Linked DNA regions of Mus musculus: region 1 is linked to region 2. A link is a loop called in an ENCODE intact Hi-C map of the cell type or tissue named here. Cell type or tissue: left cerebral cortex. All regions are shown on one strand.

Region 1 (8,000 bases), 170 kb before region 2:
AAAGCAATGACTAGAACCCCAGTTTAGCCTGAGTTGGGTGACTTTCCTTTTCCTCTTTCTCAAAGGGTCTGGGAGAAGCATGGGAGACATGGGGCTTTCTCAATGACCGAGTGGGCGGGAACAGCAGGCGGAGGGGGGGAGAGTGCAAGCATTCTGCCTACAGACATGGGCGATGCAGAAAGCCGCCTGTAGCATAAAGCGAGCCCTCCCACTCTACAGCAAGATGGCCCTGAAAGGGCTAAGAGCATCCCACCTCCAGCTCCCAGCAGGCAGCTGAGAGCTGGTGGGGGGCAGGGATGAAAAGGGAGGGAGGGTTCAGGAGGCTAAGGGACCGGACCTTCCCCCAGAGCCAACCTTTCACTTGCAGCTGGTACTTGGCAGCAGAGTCTTGCGCTGCCCTCTCTCCCAACTCCTTCACAGGGCTGTTATATTTTAGGAATTAAAGCTGTGCTCTGTAAAAGCACCAACGACGCGCGTTAGCTGAAGAGTGTGCCTTCACCGGCTGCCCTCCCCACCTGCTGCTCATGCCCGGTGTTCAAAGGCTTCCTGTCTCTCAGTGCCTACCCATTTTTCCTTGGAGTTGTCTCCACCTTTAAGAGTCAGCTCAGATTCAGAGGCTAGCTGAGGACAAAGGCAACTCTGGCCTGTTTGTCCTGTTGAGTGTTTTGAAAAGAATGTTCTCAGAATAACCATCTCTCCTCCAGCGTGCTGGGCTGGAAGCTTTGGCCAAGATGGCCCTTCATATCAATATGCTCATCAGCGGGGGCTGGTACCAGAACAGTCTCTTGCTAGGGAGCTCACTCAACGCAGCCCCTGATGTGATTCCTTTTGAGCCCACGCGGGCTTCGCTCACAGCTCACTGGTTCACTATTTAACACCGACAGCGATGTGCTGGGTTCTCCTCCCACGGACAATGCCCAGGAGACAGCAGCAGCCAGAGGCCAGCATTGTCTGGCGTGGGGGGGGGGGGGGAGCCAAAGGGCTCTTATATTACAGAGCTGATCTTCTGCTTTCTGCTCCAGCTAGCACCTAGGGAAGGTCCTGGAGAAGAGGGGAAGGTGAGCTAAGACCGGTGGCTTTGAGCACTTGCCCTCAACCTCTGCCCCCTCTGAAGTAAGAGGAGGGAATCAATCAAGTCCTACAATCCACCCCATGTGACTTTGATACTGACTTGAATTTGATTTCATCTAAATGTATAGGAGGAGTGGAGAAGGGACCAGAGTAAGCAGAGTGGCCTCAGCATCCTCTGAGAAGTGGAGTGCAATGTTAATTACCAGAGCCTGACTATGCTCTAGAGAGAGCTATGTCCAGATCCTGCCTCCAGAGTTAATGTTTATCCACATAGACATTGTTTACAGAACGCGGATAAAGACATTCTCCCTTCTCGGGTGAACTTATAGGAGGCCACAAAGATCCCCAAAGACACCCACCCAAATATCACCTCCCTTCCCTCTGCACTGCCAGGGGCCCGCCTCTGAGGCTTCTATCTTATTCAGCTGGAGCTGAATAGGAAAGCTGTGTGTATCCAGCTCAAATGGGATCTCAGAGATAAGCAAATGAAATGGAATAAACTTGAATCTACAAAGCCAAGCGGTGTTTTCTGGTCTGTGCTTTCCCTCAGAGGAACCTTCTGAAATAAGGAAGAATAGAAAGTCATTTTTTTTTTTTGCAACTTTGCATAATCTGATGGAGGGGGCCATTCTTCTGGATGCTAAGCAGCCTCCACGTAGTTAAGCCTTCTCCACCCCCAGTCAAGCCCTGGGACATTCTGAGACTCGTCCCTAACCTTTGCCTATAAAAACTCAAAATCATTCTTTCTGTCTAGGTGCCTGGGATGCTGCCCAGGCTCCCTCACCAATCTCCCCTCAGATAAGCCTCCTGAAATCAGCACAACCATCTGCCTTTGAGCAGAGAAATGAGATATCACAAAACATTGCCACGGAAAGGTCCTTCTTTCAGGAGGACAAAGGGAAACAAAGCCCTTAATAAAGGCTTTCGGAGACACCACCCACGGTGTCTGCATCCCTGGTGGGTGGTGGGGCCTCTCCTCCTCCAGCTGCAGAGGTAGCCCTGCTCTGCCAGGCCAGTTACCTTGGCATTCGTGCTCTGACACGCGTATTATGGAGCACGAGCAGCCTAGTCCTGTATTCCTCTCCCTCCTCGCTAACTGCCTGGCATGGCCGCTCGCTGATCCTTGGATCTGAGACTGTGAGAATTTCACTCATGATGGTTCCATCTTCACAGCTTGTGGAAAGTGAAGATTTGAAGCAATTACCAGAAAGAACCAATGAGGAAAGAACCCCTCGGAATTGGGAGGGAAATGGTTTTGGAGAATGGCTTTAACTGACGGTCTCACGCCCCACCTCTTTGGCCATACAGGGTGGCAATAAAATATGTAGTCACTATACACTTTGTCCTAGGTGGCTCCCTGGAAGAAACACCAAGTGCCCTATCTCTCTAGAATAACGCTAGTCCACAATCTTCTCCCAAGCAAGGGTTGGATGCATCCTTCTCCCAGGTCTGGAAGCAACCCAGGGGACACTGCAAACTCTAGGGTCCCTAGGCAGCAAAACTCAGCCATTTAGAAGTCTTGAATCTAGCTGAGCAGAAATTTCCAGATTTCAATTGTGCTCACCCAGGCATGATGAACGGCCTCAGACAGCCCTGAGTTTGCTCCAGCTTCTTTGCCGGCGGTCAAGTCCTTATTTGACTCCACAGTCTACACCCACATAAGCTCAGGTCCAAGTGTGGCTGCAGGTTGGGTGATCACCAACAGATAGGCAAACCAGCAAGCCCCCATCAGGGTCCTCTCAAAAGAACAGGAAATAACAACAGTCTCCAGGAGCGGAGCTGCAATCTGACCTAGGGTGAAAGCTTCAGCAAGCTTCTCCACTTCAGCAAGCTTCTCCACTTCTTCTCTTCACCTTGACTCATATCCAGGTGTTTTGAGGTGTGGAGGGGCAATAGTGAGAACTCACAGAATGCCCTCTATGTGCCCAGAGTGCATCCTAATCTCTGTCTCCAAGAGAGAAGTGGCATTTGCCACTAATTCACAAATAACTGTCCAGCGCATGTGTGTCCAAGGCTGAGACCTGCAAAGCAAATCTGAAAGGCATACCAGAGAAGAATCTCCCTCCCAGGTAGTCATGGCTTGTCCAAATCAAGCTGTTCACTACCAAGGTGGTAATGATCTTAAGCCCAGGTCCCATCTCTAGATCTCTCCAAGACACTCCAAGCCCCTCTGTGGGTACAGTACAAAAGCTGGTCCAACTTGCTTCCTAGAGCTGAAGACGTCTGTCCTACCTCCTGTGTGACTCGGGGTTGCTTGCTTGGATATTATCTCACAGTTACCTAAGAAGGCATGAGGGGAAATCTACTCCCCACCCACCCCCTGGAAGATGAATTAGGTTACTGCATTGGTTTCTTCCAAGATCCTAGGAGAAAGCTCTAACTAGTGCAGGCCAGAGGATGTTTCTGTGTAACCCAGCACCTGGCTAACCCGGATGTGGGTTTTCACACCTTGCTTCATGGAACTCTGAGGAGCACAGAGGAGCTTCCAGCTGCGAGGTGTGGGGGGGTGGGGGGGGTGGGAAGGGGGGTGGGAGGGGGTCGGGGCGCGGCGTGTTCCACCTCATTTCCTCAGCAGTCAGGACACCAGGTTTGTTTGTGTTGGCCCACTGTTAAGGATTACCTCTGAAACAAAGACTGGCTGACTCCCCCCCCAAAAATCAAAAATCTCTCAGAGCACAGAACCTTGAGTTCATCTTGGAGGCTCCTGGAGACAGAGGTGAGCAGCCTTGCCCTGAAACAGGAGAAACCATCACATGCCTTCTGGTCCATTCAGCCGGATATCAGGCACCTGCTGGGTAGACAATACAGCCCTAGATGACAGTGATTTTTTTTAAGGGAAGAAAAGCAATAACTCTCGTCCTTTGAAACTTTGGAAAGCAGAACAGACACCCCCCAAAGGCAGAGGAAAAGGCCAGCAACGCTGATTGGGCTAGTCAGCCTGGCCCTCACATTTTATTATTCTGGTTTTTTTTTTCTATTTGTTTATATTCCCTTCTCCCAGCAAAAGATAATTTTTCCCAGGGCAAACATTTGCACATTGCTACCACACACGGCTATATACGAGGGGGGAGCTCACACTCTCCAGAGAGGAAGAACAGTGAGTGCTCTGAGGCTGGGGTCATTCATTTATTTTCTCTGAGGAAAGCTGGGAAAGTGGCCCGGGAGGTAAAATTGCAAGGGCAGCAGCTTTCCATGTGTCTCTTTCAATCCCAGGGGGTCAGAACAGCAGCCCACAGAACAACCCTCGAGGATGCAACAGGGACAAGGGTGTAAGAAATGGCCTGAGTTCCCCCCCCCCCCGTGGGTTTCAGGCCTCCTGCAGGGGAGGAGGGGAACTGGGTGGCAAGGAAGGAGCCTGGCTCCAAGGAGCTCGGAGTGTATCCAGCTTGGGACCCTGCCAGCACCAAAAGCAATTAAGGGAAGAGGCCAGAGGCCCCGAGGCAGAGTCTGACAAGGTTAAGGGGAGGTGAGGAAGAGCCGGTTAGGCTGAGGAAGAGCCAACCGGAGAAAAAGTAAAGGTTCAGAGAAGGACAGGGAGAAGAAACAGCTGGAGGCTACAATGTAGTTGCTGGTGTTCCTGCCTCTATCAGCAATGGACTATCAGAAGTGTGACTGTAGTGTGTCACATCCTCAGTCCCCCTTCGAAGAAGTCCAGAGCTCCCCAGTGCCTGCTAGAACCCCTTGGCTTGCTTCGGTTGAAATGGAGGTGATCTTCATCTGGCTTGGCCCATAAAGAATGTCTCCCGTCTGTGACCCACATCTGGGCCCTTTGGAAACGCGAGGAGTCTCACAGTACATCCCTGCCTAGACCTTCATAACCAGGTACAGCCATAAGGCCGTGGGGAAAGAAGGAAAGGGGACGCAATCTCCATCCCACAGAATGGGATACAGAATCCTGGGGACTAAGGAGATCCTGGCTGTCCCGGGTTGGAAAGAGAGGTGACTGGAGACGCAGCTTCCCCGGGGTCCTTCCAGGGAACCAATCTTTCTTTCCCTCGGCTTCCTTCGCTCTGATAATGTGAATGAAGCCTGGGAGAGAAAAGAGAGCGCGCGTGAGCGCAGGGAGGGGAGAGAGGGGAGGGAAAATCCCGGCCGTGGGAGAGCGAGCGCGGGGCCAGAGGCGGAGGGGCGGCGCCGAGAGAGCGCGCCGGGCGGCGGGCGGTGGGTGGAGGCGCGGAGGGCGCGGGCCAAGAGCGGAGGGGAGGGCGGGCCGAGAGGGAGGAGCCCCCGGCCGCCACCGCCGCCGCTGCCGCCGCCGCCAGCCCGCCCGGCGGCCCGCGTAGCCCGCGCAGCCCTCACTCGCCGCCGCGCCTCGGAGTTTGAGCCCCGCGCAGCCGGAGCGCAGGCACGCCCGGGGCGCGGGGTCGGAGCGCGCAGCGCGGCGCCGCCCCCCGGCCCTCGGCCCCCCAGCCCCTGGAGCCCCCGGAGCCGCGCGCCGAGGGAGGAGGGCGGGCGGGCGCGGCGGGCCGGGCCGGCGGGCGGCGGACTATGAGGCGCCCACCATGGTGCGATGCGACCGCGGGCTGCAGATGCTGCTGACCACGGCCGGAGCCTTCGCCGCCTTCTCGCTCATGGCCATCGCCATCGGCACCGACTACTGGCTGTACTCCAGCGCGCACATCTGCAACGGCACCAACCTGACCATGGACGACGGGCCCCCGCCCCGCCGCGCTCGCGGCGACCTCACCCATTCGGGACTGTGGCGGGTGTGTTGCATCGAAGGTAGGACCCCTACCCCCAACGCACACACATAACACGCACACATGCACACGCACACATTGCCCCGGGGAGTGGGCCGGGGGAGGGGTGGGCGCGGCGCTGGCTCCACGCGAGACACAAAGAACCTAAAGCTGGGAGGGTGGGTTCCCGAGTGGACACGGGCGCAGCAGCCTCGGGTCCCTCTAGGCTGGGGACCTCCCCAACACACCGATCCCACAAACTCTCGGCTCGCACGCGCACACCCCCTCGCGCACAGACACAATGAAACACACAGAAACTCACGCACGCGCGCGCAACCCGAGAGCGGAGCGATCCCCAGGGGCCTCGCCGGCGCCCCTGGGGGAGGTGGAGGCTGGCGTGGGGGCGGGAGGAGTCTAGGGTTGGGGGGAAAGCGGACGCGGGAGGAGGGGGAGGGGTTGCTTGGCAACCGGTGTCTGTGCGATTGCTATGGGAACTGGCCATCCTGGGGCGGGGCCGGCCGGGGGCGGGGAGCCCCGGGGCAGCTAGGCGCTCACTCCAAGCCCCCAACTGAGAGGGTAAGGGCGGGGTACAGGTTGGGCCCCAAGCGGTTCTGGGGGAGCCAGGTAGCTCCAGCCGGCCGGCCTTCTCTTGATCCCTGACACCACAGACTCACTCCTCTCTGCGCGATGGGTACAAGAGGGGAACCGCGCCGCGTCTCCCGTAACTGAGGCAGCAAGCCCTGGGTCACTGCCCCTCAGCACGAAGTCGGCAAGAGACCTCCGTAGGAACCAAACTGGGGAGAGGAGAGTCAACAGCGGACCAAGAGTGGGCTGGGAGGGGCGTGGTCGCTGTTAGGGCAGGGCGGGGCTCTGTGACCCCCCTAGTATACAGAGACTTGAGAGGTGTGCTTCGGTTGAAATGCATCTAGAGATAGGGATTGAGTCCCTTGGACTGTGGGGACAGCTTCTAGGAGCGCGAGGCAGAAACCTCCGACGCCGGAAATGCATTAGGCTTCTTAGCCCTCCTGGCGCCCTCATGCCCAACGGAAACTCGAACTAACAGGTGTCTACGGAGGGGCGGTCTGGTTCTGCCAGGTTGTAGTCAGATCGGCTGGTTGGTCTCTGACACTGGGGACAGATCAGGGGAACTGGCGATCATTGCTTTAATTTCTCAAAAATCCTTGCGTAGTGTTTCGACTTTCTTTCCGTCACCATTTCTCGTGTGCACTCCGCCCCTGGGAAATTGAGGAAATTCTTCCCTCCTCTCCTCCCTTCAGCTACTTAAGTGTGGTGGGATGCCACAGGAGGGCCAGCTCTTAGAAAGATAGCCCTTCCTGGACGCGTTTTGAATCATATGAAAGGAGGCATTGTGAGGTTTGACTTAGTGATACCCCCCCCCCCACTGTCCCCGCCAGACCCTGGGCTCCTGTCCATCTCTGTCCTCCAATTCCGAGTCCAGATCAGGACTGCTTCTGCACTTTGGAGTTTTATGCTAGCTCTGAGCGGTTTGTAGATGACAGAGTTGTGAGATCAATAGTTAAGGGGGAAAGAACGCCTCACAAAGGAAGTGGTGGGCCCACGATGACACCCCCCTTTTCTTCTGAAAAAAAAACATAATTTTTGGGCATGCAGTTGCTCAGATCGTGAACACCTACACTTCTCATCTGGAGAATGTACCCACGTCACTACCTGCCACCGCACCTGAGTTAGAGAGCAAGGGCTGCAGAGCTGTGTGAGTTCTGCCTCACAGGCTCCACTGGATGCCACCTCCCACCCCCATCCCAAGAAACCCACGGAGCTTGGACCTTCCCGTTTCCCAAGGGAAACTTGAGCGCAGGCAAGCCTGGCCTGCATGGTGACTCCAATGCCTTCTTTATTAATCCCTCATCCTAATTAGGATTGATGCTGCACTTAGCATCTTGCCAGCTGCCTCGAGCCGTTTGAACTCACTGTTCATCAAGAGAGCCCCGGGCTGATCAGGGCAGCTGGCTCGCCTGGCAGAGGGAGCCATCTGGGGGACTTCACGGAAAGAACTGGGCTGCCTCTGTTATTCCCCAAAGCTTGGGGGGTTCTGAGGAATGAGCAGGCTGTACCTACTGGGTGTACCAGGACCAGAGCATCCCCCCGAGACTCAAGGCTGTGAGAGTTGGTTCAAGATTCTTTGTCCAATGCTCAGATCCATAACTGGGCGGGAACTGCCAGCTTTTCTCATAACACAGCAAGGAGGCAGACAGCTCCCAGAGCCACTGA
Region 2 (8,000 bases):
CTGAAACACATCCTTGGATTGCCTCACGGCCAACCAAGAGCTACAGGCAGGCAGAGAAAGTCTCATCCAATGGGGGCCTTCCTTTGTACCCAGGCTAGTCACCACCCTTATCAATTCCAAAGTCTTTTTACCATTAAACCTGGCCTCAATAAGGAAAAGAAAAAGTTAGCTGCCAATACCTTCATTTAAGATAAATGTAACCTTTTATCTTAAATTGGGTGGGGGTGGGGAGGGTGCTCCAGGTGTCTATGCCCTGGGCCAGGTGCCAGGGACTGGCCTGTGCCTTCCAGGACTCAGACCTGCAGTAGAGCGTGTCAGTGGCTTTAAAGGCAATTCCAACAGGAGATGGGAAAGTCATGAGCAGTTGGCAATTACAGGAAGAGCAGGGCCAGCCCTGCTGAAGAGCATGCTAAAGACATTCGACGGTCTTCTCATGCTCAGGTTCTACCATACTCAACTCACCAGCTTACATCTGTGTGCTCATATAAATCAGACTGAGCTGGGCATGCTGGCTCACACGCTGGGAAGCCCAGCACTCGGAAGAGTGTGAGCTTAAGGCCAGTCTGGGCTAATAGCAAGCTCAATGCAAGCATAAGTTATAATTATAAAGTAAGACCCTATCTCAAAACCACAAAAATAAAAAGTTTAAATAAATGAAGAGTGATTTTTACATAGTCCTAGCATGTAAGAGTGCTTGCTGCATGATGTTAAGTTCTGTTAACAGCATGTTGCAGCACCCACACAATGAGCAGGGCATCCCACCTATACCTGTAGGCCCAGGGAAATCACTAGGGCTCACTGGCTTCCAGCCTAGCCAAGAAAATATGACCTCAGATACACGGAAGATTCTGCCTCAAAGGAATAGTCAGAGAGTGACAGGAGAGGCACCTAAAGGGCTCTCTGGCTTCCACAGGCACACACATGTGTGTGTGCATGGAGTCATCTGTGCATGGAGACACACAGACACAGGCATATGCACACGCGCCCCACACACACACTTGCACACTCACTTGTGCATGTAGACAGGCACATTCTAGCTCAAGTGTGCATGAAGACACATAGACAGACAGACACACACAAATAAATCCTTAAAAATAAGGAACCTTAATCAAGTGCCATAATTGCTATTTCTACATTACAAGATTCAAAAGCGGGGGCTGGTGAGATGGCTCAGTGGGTAAGAGCATCCGACTGCTCTTCTGAAGGTCCAGAGTTCAAATCCCAGCAACCACATGGTGGCTCACAACCATCTGTAACGAGATCTGACGCCCTCTTCTGGTGTGTCTGAAGACAGCTACAGTGTACTTATATGTAATAAATAAATCTTTAAAAAAAAAAACAAGATTCAAAAGCAACTTAGCAAAAACCTCAACAAAATCACACACACACACACACACACACACACACACACACACACACACAACTGTCCAAATTTGAACTGATCACTAGTGAACAGATACCAACTAGAGAACAGGTGAAATGGCAAATGTTTTTCAGTCAAGGGCCAAAGAGCTTCTGTCCCTGCAGAAGATCCTGCATCATAAAAGCAGCCGCAGACAAGAAACCAGTTAATAAAAGGACACAGGAAGCTGCATTCCGATGAAAGAGACCTGGCCAGATGTGGCCCACAGGAACCTGTCACTGGGAGACAGCCACCTGTGGCAAGTGGGCATACCAGGTTCCAGGTCCAGCTGGCAGAGGTACTGGGAAGTGCTCAGTGTGACCACCACCACTCGATGTTTAAGAATATCTTCCTTCTGGGGCATCTGAAAGGTGGACTGTGTGCTCGAGATCAAGCAGTACTGATGCACGACTGGGTGGACAGTCTTCACCCAGCGATTCCGGAAATACACCCTAGAGAGAAGACGGCACCTCCTGTTAGAGTGTTCATAGTCGCTGAAGATGAAAACACTACACTGTCATTTAAGAGCACAGTGCCAAAAATTAACAAATGAATCCCATCCATAATCATTCCAACCCTCTCAGAGTTTAAGGCTGTAGTAGAAAGCTGCCACGATACGCCCGTGATGACCTTCCCTGGCACATATTTTTACAAGATTTCAACATTAAGTATAGGTGCCACCACATACCTAACTTTTTAAGTATTCAGATTAATCTTGCAACAGAATTAGCACACAAATATATGTTTTATGAGCAATGGTTTTAAATTAAGTTTGAAACCTTCCATTCTTAAATTACCTTTTTCAATTACAGTCTTACTAAAATGTATTTGACTCTGATTTTAATTATTTATGCTACTACAAACCATGGAATTACATGCTTAGAATATTTTTACTTTAGAACAGTTTGTAATAATTTTACTTCAGAAAAGTTCTTAAAATTATTATTTAAAAGGCCTCTGCCTTGGCTTCTGGAATCTGAAGGTAAATTTTTGAATAAACTTTATCAAAAACTCTAAATGCAAATCTTAAGACATGTCATCTTTTCAAGTAACTACAGTAGAAAATATGAACAGGCCTCAGCTATAGACTACTCTGATGGACAGCTACAACCCATACATCCAGCCTCCACCATCCCCATCCACCTACATGACAGACCTACTGGCTGCTGACTATGTTATAGCACACAGGCAGAGTGCACAGGGCTCGGGAGCAACCACAGCAGCCTTGGCTTTGCTTTGGGTTTGATAAAAAGCCATCAAGTGGACAGGGCAGCTGTAATGACTCATGTCACTAAATTCTCTGATCTCTGGGCAGAAATTACTTAGGCAGAGTTTAAGGGCGGCACACTTAACAGATGGGGGCAGGGTTTCCGGCATGTGCTGGCTACCCCTGTGGCCAACGTCAATGGGTCTGCACAGTGCCAACAGACATGAACACGGAAAGAGGAGCTCATGACGGACCCTCATCATCTCATACATGGAGATTCTAACCCGGTCCTGAGGGACGGGGATGGAGAGGGGACTGCAGGGAGCAGAAGCAGCAGGGAGCAATGTCAGGTTAGTGCCAGGGTAGACAGGAGATGAGGGTGGCTTGGGAAGCAGCAGAAATATACAAACTGGATTCACTAGATATGTTAACAGAATGCAACTAGATATACTCATAAATGAACTAGTGGTAAAGATTAAGGCAATGGATGATTTGGTTTTGTTTTGAAACAGAGTCTGAGCCAGGCTGGCCTCAAACTCACTACACAGTGGCTAGAGAACAATCCGCCCTACTGGACCACTGTCCCTCCCTCCTGAGGGCTGCCTCTGGCTTTGGAAACTGCACGAATGGCAGTAGTGTTTACAAAAGTGGAGAAAGAAATAAAACAAATGTAGCCGTTTTCAAATCAGAGTATTAACAGTGGCAAATGATGCTTTTAAGTTCATTATCCAAAATATACAACTGAGAATATAAATATAACTCAGGGTAAAGCTTATATAATACGCTCAGAGCCCTGGGTTCCCAGCACCACAGGGGGGAAAGAAGACATACATAAATATACATGTGACAGCATATTTACATATTTCCTCAAAACAAAATATTTACATATTTCCATGACTTAAACTAATCCTTAAATATGGTCTAGTATATATAATTTTAATTCACTGGGGTCTTATACATGTAACAAATTCATATACAATAAGCAACTACAAATGAACTGATGACCCCCCCCTTTTTTTTAAGCAAATTTTTCTTTAAAGACTACCCAAACGGCAGCTGCTGTTCACTGGCGGAGCAGCGGTGGCTTCCTCGGCATGGCCGGCCCCGTGCACTGCTCGGAACACCTTATCCTCAGAGCCACTAACAAAAAGAAAACTGCTTTCCTCCTCCTTCTTCTCCTTGCTTTGCCTTCTTTTCATTTGTCTGTTTTATAACTTCGAGACAAACTTTCACTGTAGCTCTTGCTAACTCCTCACCCAGTCAAGGCTGGCCTCAGTCAGATTGGCAATAGTCCATCTGCCTGGCATCACAAGTGCAGACCACAGCCACCTGTGGCCCCCATCCAGCTTTTTATGTGCCTTACAAAAACAACTCAATTCTATTTCTTTTTGTTTGTGCATGTGGGGACAGAGGAGGTTTGCGTGTATGTGTAGTATAGGCACAGGGGTACAAATCTCCCAATTCTAAATAAAATAAAAACTGAAACTCAAACCTAAAATGTCAAAAAACGCCATATATTTTAGGTTCAGCTCAATTGGCAAGTACAAGAAATTGCATGATTTTTAACCCTAACAAGTGGGCCTGCCCTATTCACTACTATTGTTACTCAATGGCTGCTCCAACTATCTCCCAGGGCCACATCTATACCAGAGTGCAGGGAAGAAGCCAGTCTGTGGTCAGCCTTGCTCCGTAGCAACAGGCCTGTGTTCCTTCTCAGTCATCTGCGGACATCTGGTGCCCTCTTGTGTTCTGTCTCTGGAATTCCAGTAAAGCTGATTTCCTGCCTGGCGAGGGGTGCAGCAAGCCCTTGCCTAGCAGAGACAGGCTGTGAGGTTCCAAAACCCTCAGACAAAGCTGGTCTTCCAGAGCAGTGATTCATTCTTGTCCTCTCTGTCTCTCAAATCTCTCGCAGTTATTACTGAGTAGGAAAACTATCAGTTAACCTGAGCTAATGCTAGAGTGAGGCCTAAACACTCAAGACGACCGCTCAGCCTCTGCTTCAGGGTAGCACCTTTCCCGGAGAGAAGGCCACAGTGGATGTGCAGGGCTGCATAAAGCAAACTCTCGGGGCGCTAGGCATTTCCCCGTTCTCCTGTGTACTGCATGAAATAGCCTGAGCCTTGCATTGGGAAATAAATTATTTTTCTACCTTGGGTTCAACAACTCTTAGAGTCAAGAAGAAATGAAATCTCTGCTGCGGGTGGGGCAGGTTTCTGCACTTGGGCCAGTCTGACTACACTCGACTGGAAAATCAGTTACTATTACATATATGCAGATGCATCATGGTGGATCCTCAAAGCCCAAAATGATTCCACATGGAAATACCTAGAGAATTAACAGAGTCTACACTCTTAAACATCAAACACCCCATGCTATGTCCATAAGGGCTTCCCTCAACTGTTTCTAAGCCAGGAGCACCTTGACATCCGAGACCACCACATTTCATATACAACATGCACACTCACATACATGAACACACACACACACACAACACACACATTCACATACACGCACAGACACACCCATGCTCGAGCGCACCTGATCTACCAATAAATACTACTAGGGAGAACAGGCAGGGTAAAACGAAAGCTCCTCCTTGTCCTCTGTGAGGTCAGAGGTTAGAGGCCTTAGCCTTCTGTCACTGCATCCTTCAGTAAAATCTTCACTCAGAGAACAGTAAGCACGGTCTTTTATTATTACATGCAACAGGATCTTCTACTGTGGTGGTTTCTGCTGTGTCCTAGAGCGAGAGGACAACACAGTATGGGTGTCTGTGTTAACATGCTACACCACTGCTCTAAACACTTTCAAAGGGGGCTGTGGTCCCAGGAATTGAAGAACTGAATAGCATAACTTCTTATTTCCATGCCTGGGCTCAAGTAGAAGTGAGAGGTTAATAAATTATGGATCAAAGTATAGCTAGAAACTAATTTTTAAGCAATAATTAAGCTAGAGAAAATACCCAAGGAGCTAAAGGGAACTGCAACCCTATAGGTGGAACAACATTTTGAACTAACCAGTACCCCGGAGCTCTTGTCTCTAGCTGCATATGTATCAAAAGATGGCCTAGTCGGCCATCACTGGAAAGAGAGGCCCATTGGACTTGCAAACTTTATATGCCCCAGTACAGGGGAACGCCAGGGCCAAAAAGTGGGAGTGGGTGGGTAGGGGGCTGGGGGGGAGGGTATGGGGGACTTTTGGGATAGCATTGGAAACGTAAATGAGGAAAATACCTAATAAAAAAAAGCAATAATCAATAATCATTTGTACAATAGGCCATGATATATTAGTTTATAACATGGCAAAACTAAACATTATTTCACATAACAAAAGTAAGTGGTATAATATGATTCTGCAGTGTTTTCTGAAGGAAAAGATTTTTATTTTCCCATAATCTGTATATAAGTGCATTTTGTGTTCACAGTCACCGAACCTAAAATGTCCTTTGAAACCCTGTCTTGTACGTGGCAGCAAGAAGCCTGGAACCCGTCCTCGGAGTGCCGCAGAGATCGTTTCCATGCGTCATGCTTCTCTAACGTGCGGCTTCCGCAAACAACCACAGTTAACATTTCACTCCCATTAAGAGCTGTCATCACATGACTACTCTGCTGTACACAATGTGCCAGAATTTTAATCAAACTCAATTTGATTTAAGCTAATCAATTTTCTTTAACCACTTTTCTTATGCTATCTTTTAGATGTACATACCAAAATCTACTCCAACCATAACAACAGTTTTACATGAGAAACTTAAAAAAAGATGTCTTTCTGTATACATAATGTTTCAGAAATGGTACACAATTTTTACATTTTTTGCCTTAATTTAAAAGATTTTTTTCCAATGACATAACCTCCAAATGCCAATGCAGAGTTGATGCTCCCAGAGCCCCGCCATCTTTACAGACACCTTTTCTTAAGAACAACACAGTACAATACAGATACATAATAAGCCTTAGAAATACCTGAGAGGTCTTGCCTGGGGATTGCCTGCTTCTACATATGGATGTAAATAATCCTTTATGTAGAGGTCAGCAGCACTATTAGAATGGGTGCAAATGAGAATCCTGCTGAAATAAATGGTGCAAATAAAAAGAATGACACAACAGAAGCTAGTCAGGCAGTTCAACACCAAGAGAGCAGTGGCCATCTTACACGTCCATTTCCCGCGCCCCGCTCACATTCAACAGGACCCATGGTGCCTTTGGGAGTTATGTTACTCTAAGCTAAAGAGTAGCTCCCCCAAATAATCTTTAAATCTATCCACAGTCCATAGTAAGGATTTTTAAACCCAGCCCTTAGACTTTTAATATACCCATAATGTATAACAGCTATGTCAAACTACCGTGTCTACACTGTCAACTTGTTCTTGTTATTTGGGGAGTGGGGGGTGGGGGGGAAGGGGGTGTTTTTGAGTCAGGGTTTCTCTGTGTAGCCCTGGCTGCCCACTATAGACCAGGCTAGCCTTGAGCTCAGAGATCCAGCTGGCTCTGCCTCCCAAGTGCTGGGATTAAAGGCACAAGCCGTTATGCCCAGTTTACACTGCCTGCCAACTTTTACAACAGCATGTTCTAAGAGAATACAAACTTCATCGCTTTGAGGCTAGGAAGAGGATGAAAACTGTCTCACTGCCCTCATTCTCTCTCTAAAGCAAGGAGAGAGGCTCTGCCTGGTGAAGAGACAGGGCATGCCTCCCTCGGCTCACCTGGTCTCCTGCTGCTGCAGTATGTGCTTGGCCGCCTGAGCCAGAGTGAAGGTTTTGCCCGTCCCGTAGGGTCCAATGATGAGGACAGGCGGCAGCTGGATGGAGAGTGGAGTGGTGATGGCCAGAACAGCTTCTTTCTGCTTTGCATTTAGCCGAGGATCCAACTGCTCGTCCCACTGTCTGTAGAAAATACAAACCTGCTGTTTTAAACACACATCTCAGCGGTGTCGGCTTCACGACACTAACTCGCCCTGAGTGCACAGCATCGACAATAACCAACGCTTACTCCCAAACCTTTCCAGATAAATCAGAGTCAAAGGAAGGTGTTCTGCCATGAAATCAAAACTAACCCGAGTTAGATTCTAATCTAAAGAAATCAAACTTTTGTAGTCTATTTGCTGGTGATATTTCGAAAATGCAGAAAACTATTTCCCAAAGTGAGGAAGCTGCCATTCCCTCCACAGCAAATAGAATACAAAACCAACTAAGTCTCTACTGCTAACTTACTGAAAGGTCTCCAGACAGGCTTAGATCACAAAGGAAGGGAAAAAAACATCTGTATCTCCCTAGTTGAGAAATATCAAAGTTTTATAAATCTTGATTGATTAAGCAGAGGTTTATAAAAGGTATCAAACCAGACAGAGTATTTTCGAGTAGCCCACACACAGAGCCTCCACAGGGCTCCTGCT

What was found. A loop is a pair of places that touch in the nucleus more often than their neighbours do. Peaks named below come from ENCODE experiments on the same cell type or tissue, not always from the same donor. Only the 100,000 strongest peaks of a DNase experiment are listed, where the experiment ranks them.
Region 1: it touches region 2 in a loop (2.5-fold over the local background); 2 of 42 quality-filtered maps call a loop at or near these places.

The regions. Positions count from the first base shown.
Region 1 is chr11:107,792,038-107,800,037 of GRCm38, reverse strand. Cacng4 (calcium channel, voltage-dependent, gamma subunit 4) reads left to right here and starts at 5,332. Exons shown (of 4, transcript NM_019431.4): 1 at 5,332-5,793. The coding sequence starts at 5,574. It overlaps Gm11650 (predicted gene 11650), which reads right to left and starts at 6,166. Exons shown (of 2, transcript NR_165828.1): 1 at 6,073-6,166; 2 at 4,185-5,100. In left cerebral cortex, a CTCF peak has its summit at 4,187; DNase peaks (open chromatin) are centred at 5,153, 5,712, 6,112, 7,710 and 2 more places; H3K4me3 peaks cover 1,983 bases.
Region 2 is chr11:107,626,026-107,634,025 of GRCm38, reverse strand. Helz (helicase with zinc finger domain) reads right to left here. Exons shown (of 33, transcript NM_001368755.1): 16 at 7,312-7,491; 17 at 6,572-6,673; 18 at 1,676-1,854. Among named protein-coding and RNA genes, the nearest start is that of Mir6932, 7.7 kb to the left of the region's middle. In left cerebral cortex, a CTCF peak has its summit at 4,352 (motif pointing left); a DNase peak (open chromatin) is centred at 4,347.